Linked DNA regions of Mus musculus: region 1 is linked to region 2. A link is a loop called in an ENCODE intact Hi-C map of the cell type or tissue named here. Cell type or tissue: left cerebral cortex. All regions are shown on one strand.

Region 1 (8,000 bases), 77 kb after region 2:
GAAGCAGAGGAACTTTGACAAGGTGCAGGGACGCTCCGTGCTGGCTGAGCTCCGTGGCGTGGGCACGTTGTGGGGGCTGGAGGAGGAAGGAGAGGCTCCCTGCTCTGCCCTTCTTTAGCATGGAGGCCTTAAAAAAATTCCCCGAACTTCACTAGCAATTTGTTTCTCCATTGTGACATGGACTGAGAATGGGATGGGACAGAAGTCCCTTGAGAGGATTGTTGTAGCAATGAGACAGTTTCCACCAGGACACGATCTTTTCCATCGCTCATACTTGTGCCTTTATGTGGCTGAAGCTCCATCTTAGGTCCCTCCCTGTGACACACAGGCATGGTTTGAACCAGTGCTTTAATGAAATCCTTCCCTTCAGGGCTATTTTTTTTTTTTTTTTTTGGTATTAGGAAAAGAGTGATCGTGTCTCGCTAATTCCTTCTTTAAGAATTCATTTGTGGGGCTGGCGAGATGGCTCAGCGGGTAAGAGCACTGACTGCTCTTCCAAAGGTCCTGAGTTCAAATCCCAGCATCCACATGGTGGCTCACAACCATTCATAATGAGATCTGATGCCCTCTTCTGGTGTGTCTGAAGACAGCGACAGTGTACTTACATATGATAAATAAATAAATTTTTTAAAAAAGGAATTCATTTGTCTTCTGGATATGGCAGCAGTTACTGATTGATTATCTAGAATAAGCTAATGGAATAACATCTTTGCTTATTCAGTGATCTAGACCAGGCAATGGTAGAGAACCCTAACTCTGAGAGTAGCCACTTCAGGGGTGACATTCTGTTAGATGCTTGGCAGAGAGTTCACTGACAGAACCTCTCCACGATGCTGCTGCAGGTGCTAGCTGAGTGGAAGACGAAGTGTGAGGAGAGCCAAGCCGAGCTGGAGGCAGCTCTCAAGGAATCCCGGTCCTTGAGCACTGAGCTCTTCAAACTGAAGAATGCCTATGAAGAAGCCTTGGATCAACTTGAAACCGTGAAACGGGAGAATAAGAACTTAGAACGTAAGCCTTTCCGAACTGTCCGAGGTTGTGGGAAACCCTTCTTGTCACCCATCGTGGCCAGAGTGTGTGAGGGTGGATGAGACTCTGTTATTCAAGCTCCTCTACATGGGTCTGCTGATGCACCAATAGAAACTGTTCACTGTTGACAAGTTGGTTTTTCTTAAAGATCTATCTATCTATCTATCTATCTATCTATCTATCTATCTATCTATCTAATTTATATGGGTACGTTCTCTTCAGACACACCAGAAGAGGGCATGAGATCCCATTGCAGATGGTTGTGAGCCACCATGTGGTTGCTGGGAATTGAACTCAGGACCTCTGGAAGAGCAGTCAGTGCTTTTAACCGCTGAGCTATCTCTCCAACCCAGCAAGTTGTTGTTTTGAGTCTCTATACTATGTCTTAGCTCTGAGAAGCAGAGGTCTTTAGAGTTACAGAGAGCTAACGACAGGCATCTAGTGGGCGCTTCACATTCCCAGGAGCCTGTGCAGAGGCAGGCGTTCAGATGCAATGCGAGCTCATTTCATTGCAGAAGAGATAGCAGATCTCACTGAACAGATTGCCGAGAACGGTAAAAGCATCCATGAGCTAGAGAAATCCAGAAAACAGATGGAGCTGGAGAAGGCTGACATCCAGATGGCGCTGGAGGAAGCAGAGGTGAGGATGGGTTGGGAGGCAGCAGCCAGAACAGGGGCAACAGCGTGGTACCCGAGACGTTCACACTTTATGCTTCTGGAATCATGAACCCAGTGCTCGCTCCTTCCCTATGACTGTGTGCCTGAGTAAGATAATGCCTGTGAGTTGTCTTAAGTTGGAGAAAATCATTATGTTACAATAGGTTTACGGCTGAAAATTTGCAAACCCTTAGCTGAAGTTAGAATAGCTGTAAGGTGCTTCTTGCTCTTAAGTAACTGGAAGATTGTAAATACTTTTGGTTTTTGCACAATCATAAATGATTAACCATAAAATCTTTCACTTCTGCACTAAAGGTAAGTTAGTTTACTTAAAGGTAGTTTTGACTATTATGGAATTTGACTTAGGAATCTCTCCTCAGAGTTCTGCTGACCCAAGGTTGTGTGGTCTGCTCTAGAGCAGCGCAGGACCTGTTCTTTCTTTGCTTTGTCTTTTAAAGGCAGCTCTTGAGCACGAAGAAGCCAAGATTCTCCGGATCCAGCTTGAACTGACCCAGGTGAAATCAGAGATTGATAGGAAGATTGCAGAGAAGGATGAAGAGATCGAGCAGCTGAAGAGGAACTACCAGAGGACAGTGGAGACCATGCAAGGCGCCCTGGACGCTGAGGTGCGCAGCAGGAATGAGGCCATCCGCCTGAAGAAGAAGATGGAGGGCGACCTCAATGAGATCGAGATCCAGCTGAGCCACGCCAACCGCCAGGCCGCAGAGACCATCAAGCACCTCCGGAGCGTCCAGGGACAGCTGAAGGTGGAGGGAGCGTCCTGGGGTGGGGGGACTTTGCCAGTGTCCAGATATGAAAAGACTAGGCCAAGTTTGTGGTCCTTGGCTCTCCTCTTCACACGCTCTTGGCTTCTGTCTAGGACACCCAGCTGCACCTGGATGACGCTCTCCGGGGCCAGGAGGACCTGAAGGAGCAGCTGGCCATCGTGGAACGCAGAGCCAACCTCCTGCAGGCTGAGGTGGAGGAGCTGCGGGCCACGCTGGAGCAGACGGAGAGGGCCCGGAAGCTGGCAGAGCAGGAGCTGTTGGATTCGAATGAGAGGGTCCAGCTGCTGCACACCCAGGTGAGGGCAGGAGGATTGGGGTGTGAGGGTCCACCCCAGACGCACTGTATGACACTCCCTCCTCCTCCCCAGAACACAAGCCTCATCCACACCAAGAAGAAGTTGGAGACTGACCTCACGCAGCTCCAGAGTGAGGTGGAGGATGCCTGCAGGGACGCAAGGAATGCAGAGGAGAAGGCCAAAAAGGCCATCACTGACGTGAGGCTCCTGCTTCCTCCCCACTGTGGCCGCTGATACTGTGTCTCGTTAAAGCCCTCCTTGCCTTTAACCCCACATATGACCGGTAGAAGTCTACCCTCTCAGGACACACATGGTGTCCATGCTGACCCCAGACCATTCCCATCTCCGTTCAAACTCGCCTGTGCCCTCTTGTACTGTTAAAAGCCGCAGGTGGGGGAAAGGCAGGAAAGAGGTCTACTTTTTTTTAATCTGCCCCTGGAGAGGTGTTTCTTTCATTTGCATCTGGAAATGAGACCCTCCGAGGGTGCTATCCTGTCACATGGCTCCTTTCCTCTCTAACTTTCCTGGGTCTCCTCCAGGCTTTCTGATTCTGTCGCTATAATGGCGCCACCTACTGCCTTCTATGGGAATATCACCCCAGTGCTATTTTACTTTCCTTTAGGCGTTACTTCTTGAGTCCCTCCCTGATGGGATTCTACCATCTCAGGTTGATCTCCTCCAAGCCTTAGGCGCTTTTGAAACTGTGTGTTGGTGATGATTACAAAACAAAAACCAAACCAAACAAAGCAAAACCTGGGTTTTGGATAGGTCCAGAGGAAACCAGTTTCAGGATATTGCTTCTCATTCAAGTCCGTGTAGAGTTTATTTTATAAAAATGTATATCTCAGATGTAGCTTTTGCCCTCTTTCAACGTGACACATTCATGACCTCACCCACTGTCCTTTCTGTAAAGCATTTCCTCTGCCCACCGTGGAATGCCGGCTTCCACCGCTGCAAGATCTTTGAAGCCTTGCCCACACGCTTTGCCTTTCAGGCCGCCATGATGGCGGAGGAGCTGAAGAAGGAGCAGGACACCAGCGCCCACCTGGAGAGGATGAAGAAGAACCTGGAGCAGACGGTGAAGGACCTGCAGCACCGTCTGGATGAGGCTGAGCAGCTGGCGCTGAAGGGCGGCAAGAAGCAGATTCAGAAACTGGAGACACGGGTACCTGATGGGCGGGGGTCGGGAGGTGGGGACCTCTGCTTGGCCAAGCCCAGCTTCCCAGCCCCTCGGCTCCCAATCAGGGCTCAGCGCTAGAATAACATCTGCAAACATCTCTCCAGATCAGAGAGCTGGAGTTTGAGCTGGAAGGGGAGCAGAAGAGGAACACAGAGTCTGTGAAGGGCCTGAGGAAGTATGAGCGGCGTGTTAAGGAGCTCACATATCAGGTAGGTGGAAAGATCACCTCTCCGAGGTACAAATACCACTCAAAGCTTGGAATGGGACAGAACATGTGTGCACCCCCAGACTGGCTAGGCCCTATTACAGCACCCCCCCCCCCTTCTTTAACGACATCCCTATGTTCATTTGCAGAGTGAGGAGGACAGGAAGAATGTGTTGAGATTGCAGGATCTGGTGGATAAACTCCAAGTGAAAGTCAAGTCCTACAAGAGGCAGGCTGAGGAGGCTGTAAGTCAGATGCATGCATGGCCTCGCCCATTTCCCACGGGGAGATCCAGGAGGGAATCCTGCAGATTCCACCCGCTGGACTCTTTATCTTTAGGATGAACAAGCCAATGCTCATCTCACCAAGTTCAGGAAAGCCCAGCATGAGCTAGAGGAGGCCGAGGAACGGGCTGATATCGCAGAATCGCAAGTCAATAAACTGCGGGCAAAGACCCGTGACTTCACCTCTAGCCGGGTAAGCTGACCTGGGAATGCCCAAAGAGATACAGACCCTTCAGAGCTGGAAGTTGCTGTAGGGGATCCTCTATTTCCCAGTCAGAGATTCTCAGGCTCAGAGAAAACGTTCTTTACAGTCATCTACCTGGGTGGAGCTTCACTAGAAATACATTTATAATGGGGGGGGGGGTGGACGGGGGGGGGGGAGCGCTGTCTTTTCTGCGCCCTCTGCTGGTATGAGAGAAGCTGTTCCGGAGCACCCTCTAGAGGTGGCTGAAGGTGTCTGCAATTACTGTACCCACAGGCCCATTGTGGCTCCTAGAGGGGACTCGCTCTCTTTGAGGACCAGTTTCTCAGGCATCCTCTCAAAGGACCCCCAAATTCCTTGCATCCCATTGAAATATACAGACAACTCCTTGATGCGTACGGGGAGAGGGGTCCAGGAAGTGTCTCTGCTGCCTGACTTGACTGAGAGCATCCACATTCTCTCTAGATGGTGGTCCATGAAAGCGAGGAGTGAGCAAGACCTCCTGGTGCAGGGCAGAAGATATGCAGAATGTATATTTTCGTGGCTCCTGACAATTCTACTTAATTTCCACGTATCACTTTTCCACATGCAATAAAGTTTGCCTTGTTTCAAGTTGGTTTGTTTTGTCTTGTGCCTTCCTCATTCCCAAAAGGGGAATTTATTCCCCTTTTGGCGATTTTTATGTTGAATGCTGAAATATTAGTAAGCGGATGTCTTCGTAGATTTAAATCGTTGTGTATGTGGTGTGTGTGTGTGTGTGTGTGTGTGTGTGTGTGTGTGCACACGCACCTGTGTGCTTGCTTGCACGGGGGAGGGGGCTAAGCATTGCTTCAGTGGGGTGGGGAGGGAGAGTCTATGAAAGTCATCTATTAATATCATATAAGAGAGACACAAAGATTGGGTTCAGGAACACCTTGTTTCAAACTGGGGAGGATTTCTCTCCGCACATTTTACTGGGGAAATGATGTATCTCAAAGCTGGTAAATAATGCTAGGCTCCATACAAGAGGTGAGTGAATGCCACGGTGTCTGGTCCTGCTGAGAGCTCAGAGGCCTGTGGTAGAGTTCTTGCCTCAGATACACAGGGCTCAGGGTTCAACTCTCAGCACTGCAAACAAACAAACAAACAAACAAACAAACAAACAAACAAGGCATTTTAAAAAGTAAGGAAAGAAAAAGAATCCATTCTGCCCCCCCACCCCCCGCTAAGTCTTGCTATCTTGGGTGCAATCCACCTTATTCCAGAGCCAAATAAACAGACCCCTCACTCATCGCCAAGCGGAAGAGGACAAATGTGGAGAAAGGCAGGATAGCCACCATGTGAACTAGCCAGCAGGACAGAATCCTCTATCCAAGGTCAACTCAACAGGTGGATTGCCATGGGCACACTCATCAGAGGAGGCTGCTGAGTCTCTTTCTTTACTGAGGTCTAGAAGATGTTGGATGACCCAGTTTGACCCAGGTGGGGAGTAAAGTCCAAGGGTCTTTTGACGGTGCTGGGAACCGAGTTGGCATATGTAGGGTTTGCGGCTATGGAAGGAAGGAGGGCGTTGTTCTGGTCAGGTTTGCCTTTTTTGGTGGTTCTGCAATCATCCTTTCTCTAAGAACATGTTGCTTTGATTTGCCGTCACTGCTTCATGGCAATGCCATAGCTGTCAAGAGGTGTGAGAGGCGGCTGTTGCTAAGAGGAAATCATGGCACTGAGAAGAGGTTTGATCTACAGCCCAAGCTGAGGTGGGGCCGGAAGAGCAATGGTCACTCCCCTCTCAGAAGTCAGGAGGGCTGCTGCACACCGCCTTCTGTGGGAAGTGACAATGGAGAAGACAGAGCAAACCTCGTTCCCAGGGATTCTGGGTAGTGAGTGCAGAAGAAACGAGATCTGGGCTGTCACGGTTTTCACACAAAGTAGGAGCCCTTAATGAATTGCTATCAGAAGTAGGAAACAGGTTGCCAGGCATTCTCGGCCTCCTAGATAAGGGCGTGCGCACCTTTGCTTACATAGGAGTCCCCATCAACACCCTACACTGGGCCTGATCAGGCCTCCAGATGGGACTGCTCCCAAGTCAGCAACATAAGATGCAACCGATAAATCTATAGTATGAGGAGCTCGGCTGAACAAATAATAGAGTTTAAAAAATACATTGCATATAAAAATACAGACTAGTAAAAGGACTTATATATTGAGATTTAACAGGCTTTATAAGCCAGTTACACTGTATGGATTTAAAATTTAATGTTGTGCTCTATTTAAAAATGTGTGTGTGTGTGTGTGTGTGTGTACATGCTCAAAGCATGTATGTGGAGGTCAGAAGACAGCTTATGGGAGTCAGTTTTCTTCCACTATATTTGCCTTGGGGACTGAACTCCGGCCATCAAGCTTGGTAGCAAGCGCCTTCACCCATTGAGCCATCTGACTGATCCAAGGAGTTGTTAGGACTGGATTTATATGACAGTTTGTTAAAATATGGGACACAGCATTGAATAGTAACTATTCCCTTTCATCCTTAGGGAAGACTCTGACTCTGTGATTCTTTTTTGGAACCAGTTCTTATATTTTACAAGTCTAGGCTGCATTTATAGATGAGAAAGGAAGGGAAATGGAACAAGTGTTGTTTGAAGTCAGTGTGCTGACAGAACTTAACAATTCACCAAAGAAGCTCTTGATGTGCCTAAATGCAGAATGGACACACACACACACACACACACACACACACATTCACACAAACATACACACATATGCACTACACACACACTCATGCACACACACACTCACACAATACACACACACATACTCTCTTCCACACACACATACACACATACACATACTCACACACACACACACATACACACAAACTCACACATGCACACACAACACACCCTCCTGAAAGTCCCCGAGGCTGTGGGCTCTGCCTTGTCCTCTCACCAGTGAAACATGGCATTGCACACAAGAGCACAGTTCAGTTCTGGAAGCTACCCTGGTGCTAGGCAGCAATTTTGTGAAGGATATAGGTAGAAAAAAAAATCACTTTCCAAGAGTTAGGAATATCATGACTTTTTTTTTTTTTTAAAATGAGTTTGCTTACTCCATAAAGCAAAAGAGACCCTCCGTGATAGAGGCCATCAGCCCTGTTAGTGAACAGAGAAAAATGAGAAGAGGAATCTCCTTCCGAGGGAGGCTCAGGCATGCCACACGAGCCTCAGAAGGGCAGCCCGCTCCGGCAAGGGCGAGCAGGATGACCTCAGTGCTATTATTGAACTCTTACAGTGTACACCGCAGGCACTTTCTCACATCGTTGCATAAAGACTCGATGGTGATGAGACGGGTCTCTTTATACTTGCTCACTACAGAAAAAGACACATGGT
Region 2 (8,000 bases):
AAATGGGGACTTTTTTCTAAATGCTTGACTTTAGGAAAAGGACTTTCCTGGGGGGCTGGGGGAAACCAGACAGGTACCTACACAGATAAGTCAAGACAGTCCACAGGAGAGATTTGTCCAGAAGGAGCCCCCCAAAAGCTAGAAAAAACAAGGCAGGTGGTTCCCCTAAGCCTTTTCAGGGGAGTGTGGTCCTGCTGACAGGACTTCCAGACTCTAGAACTATGAGATAATCGATTCTCTGTTTTGGTAAAGAGACTATCATTCCTCTGCTTTCAGGATAATTTGCTAAGTCACCCTTACACAACCAACAAAAAGAGTTAACTGTACGTGATTGTGTCGTCCAGGGAAGAGAGAGAGTCCCACCCGAGAAACTAATGTCTCCTAGTTTAGATTTACAAATGCAGACTTTGAGACGCTGTTAAGACGTCAAAAGCTACCTTGGGATTGCATAAAGACTCTACAACCTACGCTATTACCATTATCGTTTGCTGGGGGTGGGGAGGGGGGTCGTGCCTCATTTACTCCATTTGCTCATTTGCTCCTCATTTGCCTCCTGGGTAGCAAATGGGTTTAAGCTCTGCCAGTGGCACAGCAAAGCTCCGCTCCTTCTTAGCGATGCTTCAGCTCAAAGTTCCTGGTACAAAGTTCTATTTGTATTTCTTCACCTCGGGCTGATTCCAAGTTCATATCCACCCCGAAAGTCTACATCAGACCTACCCAGGGAGATCCTAGGGGAGGCACAATCCTCCCCGCCCCACCCCTCCGCCCTGCCTCTCCCCTACCCCACACAGGAATCGGTTCGAAGAGAAAGTCCGCCACCTTGTGGACACTCACAGTTCCAACAGCCTAACCCTTAAATACCGAAGTCAAGATTAGGAGAGAAGTGGTTTTTAAATCTTCTGTCCTCCCACGTCCTTTATCTTATTAGTGCAAAGGGACAAGGCTATGGGTGGGAAGATCCTTCCGTCTTCAAGATAGCTAAGAGGCAAGCAAAGTGATATCAAGCACGTCCCGAGGGATCTGCTCTATGGCCTTTGGAGAAATGAGACCACGTCTACAGATGAACCCTTAAGCCTCCCCGGGTCATGGAAGAAAAGCAGTATTTCCTGAAAAGTTTTTCTATGTGTCTCAAAACCCTCTAGGAGGCTTCTCCGTGCCCTCGGAAAAGCCCAACTTCAGCCACACTTACTCCTGTTTTCCTACCTTCCAACAACTGTTCTCACTATATTCGTCACCACTACAGGTGGCCTGGTGGCCTTGGGGACCAGGTCCTCCTCACGCATGCTCTTTTCTGCCTTGAGCATGGCTCCATGTAGACTTCCCCACTTGCACTCATTCACATTTTAGTCAGGAAAATTCTAAGGACCCTTGGGAAAGGTCAGAGTCCTGACTGTGCACATTTCCACAGAGGCCGTCTCTGGGCCGTCCCCGCTATCCTGCCCACTGAGATCACCCGCTTATTTCTCTAATTGTGTTTAGTTCTCAGACTCCGACAATCAGCTCAGTGCCAGACACGTGGGAAGTCCTGTATATTTAGTAAATGGATGAAGAAAATGGTCCAATGTGCTTCATACCCATAACCAGCGTAAGATGGTTAGACATACGCTGTCCATCCAGGGACCAGGGAGGATGGGGCAGTAAAATCTCTTCTCTTTCCAGTGACATGTGGGGACATCTGAGGAGCATTCTTTAGGTCAGATGCCTTTCATTGGCCATCAATTTTAATTTGCCTTCAAGTGTTCACAATGGGAGCTAAATTTTGCAAACACTCCAAATCAGAGTCCAGGCAGGCTTTGCAGGGGCACGCCCGGCTTGCTAGACTATCTTGCCCTTCACTGGTTTTAGATACTTCAGGAGAAGCCCGTGTGATTCAGTGTAGACTCCCCCAACCATCCTCTCTATATTCTGTTCTTCTAGCAATGGCAGTTTCTTCTGGTCCTCTCTCCTCTGCTTGTAGATGGAGCCTTCTCCTGTGGCCTCACAGAGTCCTTTCTCTCCCTCTGTGTCCTGGGTACCTCTTCCCACAGGGACACCAGTCTATTGGAATAGAGTTCATCCTTGTGGCCTCGTTTAAAAAAAAAAATGTTCTTTTTAGCTGGAGAGACGGCTCAGAGGTTAAGAGCACTGACTGCTCTTCTAGAAGTCCTGAGTTCAAATCCAGCAACCACATGGTGGCGCACAACCAACTATAATGATATCTGGCGCCCTCTTCTGGCATGCAGGCAGAATGCTGTCTGCATAAATAAAAAATGTTCTTTCACTATTAATATTGTTAATTATTATTATTATTATTATCATCATCAGTGTGAGTGTGTGTGTGTGTGTACACGTGTGTGTGTGTGTTTGAGGGCACATCAAGGATGTGTGGGGGTGGGTGGGAGTGGCCAGATTCCTCCTGTCTTTTCACACGGATCAAACTGAGGTAGGTAGCTTTGTGTTGCAATTGCTTTACATCTTACCAGCCCATGACCTCATTTTAACTTAACCACCTCTTTAAAGGCTCCAAAAAAATGGGGCTACAGGGGTGGGGGCAGGGAGTGGGTGGGTAGGTAATCCCGCCCACAGCGCTCTCCACTTTAGCTTCTTTCTTTCCACGCAGAGGCGAAGCACTGAAGGTGACCTTGCCTTATCCGCATTCGAGGCTGATTAGTGAGGGAGACCGGAAGAGGAGCCACACCCAATATTAGTAAAAGTAGTTGGTGCCTGCTTCTCCAAGACCCCCAAGCTCCCTTTCTCTCTCTCTCTCTCTCTCCTTTTTAAGAGTTTTTATTTCTATGAGTACACTGTCGCTGTCTTCAGACACACCAGGAGAGGGCATCAGATCCCATTACAGATGGTTGTGAGCCACCATGTGGTTGCTAGGAATTGAACTCAGGACCTCTGGAAGAGCAATCAGTGCCCTTAACTGCTGAGCCATCTCTCCAGCTCCCCACCCCCACCCCCACCCCGGTGTTCCCTTTTCTGAGGAAGGAATTCCATTCTTGTGCTATGCCAGGCACCCAGCAGATGATATTCCCCAAACAAGGAGTTCCTTCAGTTTAAACCAGAGATTCTCAACCTTCTGAATGCTGTGACCCTTTAATACAGTTTCTCATGTTATGGTTGTTGGTATTCTGTCTGGACTCCACCCCCACAGTTACCTGGCAACAGCCAGGTAGGCCTGGCCCACTATAAAAGGGGCTGCTTGGCCCCTCTTCTCTCTCTTACTCTCTTACTCTCTTGCCTCTTGCTTCTTGCCCCTTGCTCCCTCTTTCTCCCCATTCACTTCCTTTCTCTCCACGTGGTCATGGCCGACCTCTACTTCTCTACCCTCTCTCTCTTTGCCTTTCCCTGCCTCTACTGCCCTCTTTACTCCCCTCCTTGCGCCCTAAATAAACTATTCCATACTATACTGTTGTGTGGCTGGTCCCTCAGAGGGAAGGGATACCTTGGCATGGACCCACGGAGACATCTCCTTCCCCACACCCTGCCAGAACATATTCTTATAGCTCTTTCTTTTTTTATGATCACAACAAAGGTGGCCCTCAACCATAAAATTATTTTTGTTGCTATTCATAATTGTAATCTTGCTACTGTTATAAATCATAATGCAAATCTGCTTTCTGGTGGTCTTAGGGGAACTCTATGAAAGGGTCCTTTGGCCCCCTCGAAGGGGTCGCGACCCACAAGTTGAGAAGTGCTGCTCTAAAGGCTGCCCTTGAATGGAAAACACTTCTGAGAAGTTGATCTTTTTCTTCTTTTAGTTAAAAGGAAAGCAGAACAGTCAGGCACCCAAAATGCAGGATTTGAGGTGACAAAGACTATTTAGAATAACAATGATTCGGTCTATGCATGTGTAAATGAGCCCAAAGAAGAGCTACTCCGTAGCTTACACAACAGGAAACTGGCTGAAATAAGTGAGCAGAGAGCTGCCAATACTTCCAAGTCTTCCCTTTCTAAGAAATGCATAGCAAATGAGTGTTGGAAACGTTGGTTTTGCAGATGGGTTAGAAATATAAATATGTATAATACATAAATAAATATCTTATATGATGAGAGCACGTGAAGGTAAAGGGAGCTGCCTCTGGAACTCACTTCAGAAATGTCGCAATGTTTTCCTCCCTCTGGAAGCACGGGAGCTTTAAAAAGAAGCACTTAAATACTAATTCCAGCACTATTTAGGACTATGAATGTGTAAATGAGACCAGACTGTGAGTTTGAAGTTAGTGTGTTTTATATAGTGAGTTCCAGGACAGCCACTGGACCCTTTCACAGAAAACGGAAAAACAAAAACAAAAACAAAACCTAACCAGAACACGCGCGCTAGCGCGTCCTTTTTCTTTTCCTTTCTCTTCTTCATTTGCGTTTCTGGTTTGTTCTGTTGTGTTTGTTTTGTTTCTTTCATTTGCTTTGTTTGTTTGTTTGTTTGTTTGTTTTGTTTTGTTTTTTCGAGACAGGGTTTCTCTGTGTAGCCCTGGCTGTCCTGGAACTCACTTTGTAGACCAGGCCTGCCTCTACCTCCCGAGTGCTGGGATTAAAGGCGTGCGCCACCACGCCCGGCTTCATTTGCTTTTTTAATGAGAGAAAGAATAAGGGAAAAGAAAGGCACATGCCAATGATACACTTTATCCACTAGAGAGCGCCGCAAGACCGTTCTAGACCTGAGGAGGGCGGGGAGGGAAGAAGGGCTCGCCTCGCCCTTGTATCCCCGCTCCCGCTGTCTGAGCCCTGCCCCTTGTCCCTCCCCCACCTACTACGCCCCGCCCCTCCTGGGTACCGCCCCGCTAGCCCAGCCTCGCCCTCTGGCCACGCCCCTCTGGGGCCTGTCCTGCTCCTCCGGCTTCCAGGTCATGGCGCCAGCAGTGGCTACTTGGGCTCCCGGCTTGTGGCGGGCCTGCAACGCACTCATGGCAGCTTTCTTCGCCCTGGCCGCTGTGGTGCAGGTCAGGCGGGCTGAGGAGGGCTGGCAGAGGGACCGCGAAGCCTGGGCGACCAGTTCTCAGGGTGGAGCCGAATTGGGACCCACAGAGTCCTTTCAAGCAGAAAGAACATGGATGAATATGTGTAGTTAGGCAACGCACTCAGAGCTTGACCTAGCGGCCCCGCGTGCAAGTTTGTGCAGCCGGTCACTTAGAAAGGGGCCCAGAACCGCAGCTCTGACACCTTTTCGAATCTTCAGCCTCAGTGAGATGGGTTTTAGCGCCTGGGAGGAAAGTGGAAATAGAATAGACAGCATCCTTACCCTTCCTAGACCTCTTCCTGATCATCCTCAGGGTGACTGCCCTCGTATCTTGGGACCTAGGATTTTCATATACACTATAATAGTTCTTAGGAAATCCCAAGCAGTTATTTTCAAAAGATGCATGGCTGGGTGGTTAGATCTACCTGTTGTGTTCAACCGAGAGGAGAGTCCCTGCTGCCATCGGGATGTGCAGACTGCTAAACTAGCTCATGGTGTTATGTACCCTGAGCCCATTGTAGCGCCTAGTTCTTCGCAATGAATAGTAAACACAAGGCCAGACCAGACAGAGGATACATGGATCTAATGTGAGCTAACACCTTGACGTTTTGACATTCTAGGTAAACGATCCAGATGCAGAGTTGTGGGTGGTGAGTATGAGCTACTTGCAAAACGTTCCTCCATTTGACACGACTACACTCTGATCCTGGGACTCTTGTCTAAAACCCAGAAATTAATACCTCTGTGAGCTCATGTCCCTAATTTTTCGCATCGGAGGGGGAAATCACTCTGATCATATAACTGATGGAGATGTGAATTCTGAACTTTCTGTAGACACGAAAGTCTTTCTGCAGAGAGAGCTTATACCAGCGACTCCCACTTCCCATGACTACACCGGGCATGACAGTAAGAGCTCCTGTCTTTGCTAAGGACTTACAACATGCTAGTCATTTGACATACATTATGCTAACCTTTATGACAGCCGTAACAAGGATGTGTGCCGGTTATATCCATCTGTGACTTTTGTTCTCAGACAACAATAGACCGTCTTGGAGGCAGACTGCACAGTATCACTGAGAAACTCATTCTTGGGTTTGGGGACAGTGTTCACTGTATAGAGAGCAGTGAGTGAGAACACCAGGAATGCAGAGCTGAGTTCTAGCCTGGTTTGAATGTTGGTGCAGTAGAACCATGGCCTGAAACTGCTTGTTATCCAGAGTCCCCTCTCCCCAAATTAGATGACCTCCTCAGCATTTTGCTCCATAGCCTGAGTTCACAATCATATCTCATATATCCCCTCAGGAAGCTCCATGTTGATTCTCTAAAAGATGGCTCCAAATAGCCACCAGCACCACCATGCTGCTCTGTGAAACCTGTCTGGGATCCCACAGAACACCTCCTCCCTAAGCCTCGTCCACCTCCTGACTGACCCAGCAATTTCTGTTCTCAGCAGAGCTACTAGGCATCTTCACTCAATACCTGTTGCCTTTAACATCACTGCCCTGAGATGCTGTCAAAAGTAAAAAAAGAATTCAGCAGCATCCATTCTAGGCATAGGTACATGCACAGTGCCTGAGTACCCTACCTTTGCTCGTTCCCACTCAGCCCTCCCTTACTTCCCCTGAAGACAGCCTTATAACTCTTCTATCTGCCTCCTGCCTCCTCTGCCTCTACAACACTGTCCGCTTTCAAACCCTTTGTTGTTTCCCAAGCTAAGTCGGAGCTCCTCCATTTGGTCTTTAGCCCCACCATAGCATGGCCCATCCCACATTTCCAGCATTGTCTTTGGAGTCTAGTCCAGAAATGATGGCAAATGGGCCTTGCCCCTAGCCTGCCTGCTGCTGTGTGCCCAGGCTCCCAGGACTGTCTCAGATGCCATCTCAGTCGCTCTGCCTCTTTCCAGGAGGATCTGACCATCCTTCCTGATCTCTTATTGTAGCAATAACTCCTTTGGCTGATGCTCTGGGCAGCCAGCTTCCAGAAGGACAGGGACATGGTCTCCATCTTCTTAGGAGCCTTGTATAAAGTTTCCTCGTAAAGATCCTCCCGAGGGAAGTACAGAAGGAATGGATGCACAGATGAACAGTACTATGTTGCTTTCTGCACTTTGGAAACTAGGTCTTCGCCCAGCTCCTTCCCACAGTCCCTGCTGTACCTTGTTCATGGAGGCTACTTGCATCACAGAGGCAAATACTGGGATGTGGATTATAACAACAGGTTATAGAAATACAGAACATATCACGTAAGAAACGAAGCGTTCCATAATTAAAGAAAGAAAGAAAGAAAGAAAGAAAGAAAGAAAGAAAGAAAGAAAGAAAGAAAGAAAGAAACTCTGGTGGTCACTTGGTGGTCAAGAGTGGCATGAAGGAATAGGGCTTTCTCTTCTCAGCCTTCCTCATGTTTATTGAATAGCTTCTGCAGCTGCAGACCTCTCTAAGCCCCAGAGGAGTATACCCAATGCGTGAGGAGTCAAAGCAGGAGCGAGATAGGTTTCCTCCTGGGCTTCCATCCCTCCAGTTACAGACAAAATGTTTCCCAAGAAGTCCCTTGGACAGGTGGCATTTGGTTTGCACAAATCAGCATGCCGTGTTGTTATTAGAGTCTCGGTGTGATTTATATGCAACCATACCTTGTTAAAATGCCTTGTATGGCATTAACTTGGCCCTGGGAGACACCGCCTTACCTATATTCCTGGACATGACCATTTTTGCAATGGATGAGAATTAGGGACAAGTCCAGGGTACTCAATGACTTTACAAATTAAATTCTGTTAAGTGGATACTATGATACCTTTAGTTTTTCCATTGGTTAAAAATAATAATAATAATGAAGGACTGGCAAAATGACTCAGTGGGTAAAGTTGCTTGCCCAGAAGCCTAAAGCCTGATTTTGGTCCTAGGGACCCATGAAGAGAATGGACTCCACAGAGGTGTCCTCTGACCACTACCACTTAGATCCTACACACATGCATATACACAGATGCACACGCATTCATTCATAAATTAATAAGCTAACTGCATTTACTAAATCCCAAAAGTATCAGAAGAGAACATTATAAGTG

The links. Peaks named below come from ENCODE experiments on the same cell type or tissue, not always from the same donor. Only the 100,000 strongest peaks of a DNase experiment are listed, where the experiment ranks them.
Region 1: a loop joins it to region 2, with 8 times the contacts of the local background. A loop is called at or near these places in 12 of 42 quality-filtered maps.

What each region holds. Positions count from the first base shown.
Region 1 is chr11:67,097,037-67,105,036 of GRCm38, forward strand. Myh3 (myosin, heavy polypeptide 3, skeletal muscle, embryonic) reads left to right here. Exons shown (of 41, transcript NM_001099635.1): 31 at 1-22; 32 at 843-1,008; 33 at 1,542-1,666; 34 at 2,142-2,450; 35 at 2,564-2,767; 36 at 2,840-2,965; 37 at 3,762-3,932; 38 at 4,052-4,156; 39 at 4,302-4,397; 40 at 4,492-4,629; 41 at 5,104-5,255. The coding sequence ends at 5,130. Mir6923 (microRNA 6923) reads left to right here and starts at 2,768; the gene lies at 2,768-2,839. In left cerebral cortex, CTCF peaks have their summits at 3,337 (motif pointing left) and 4,906 (motif pointing left); DNase peaks (open chromatin) are centred at 948, 1,601, 3,340 and 4,871; H3K27ac peaks cover 1,557 bases.
Region 2 is chr11:67,020,350-67,028,349 of GRCm38, forward strand. Tmem220 (transmembrane protein 220) reads left to right here and starts at 4,805. Exons shown (of 6, transcript NM_001291042.1): 1 at 4,805-4,922; 2 at 5,560-5,589. The coding sequence starts at 4,830. In left cerebral cortex, CTCF peaks have their summits at 840 (motif pointing left), 2,221 (motif pointing left) and 4,616 (motif pointing right); DNase peaks (open chromatin) are centred at 818, 2,160, 3,945 and 4,681; H3K4me3 peaks cover 1,461 bases; H3K27ac peaks cover 205 bases.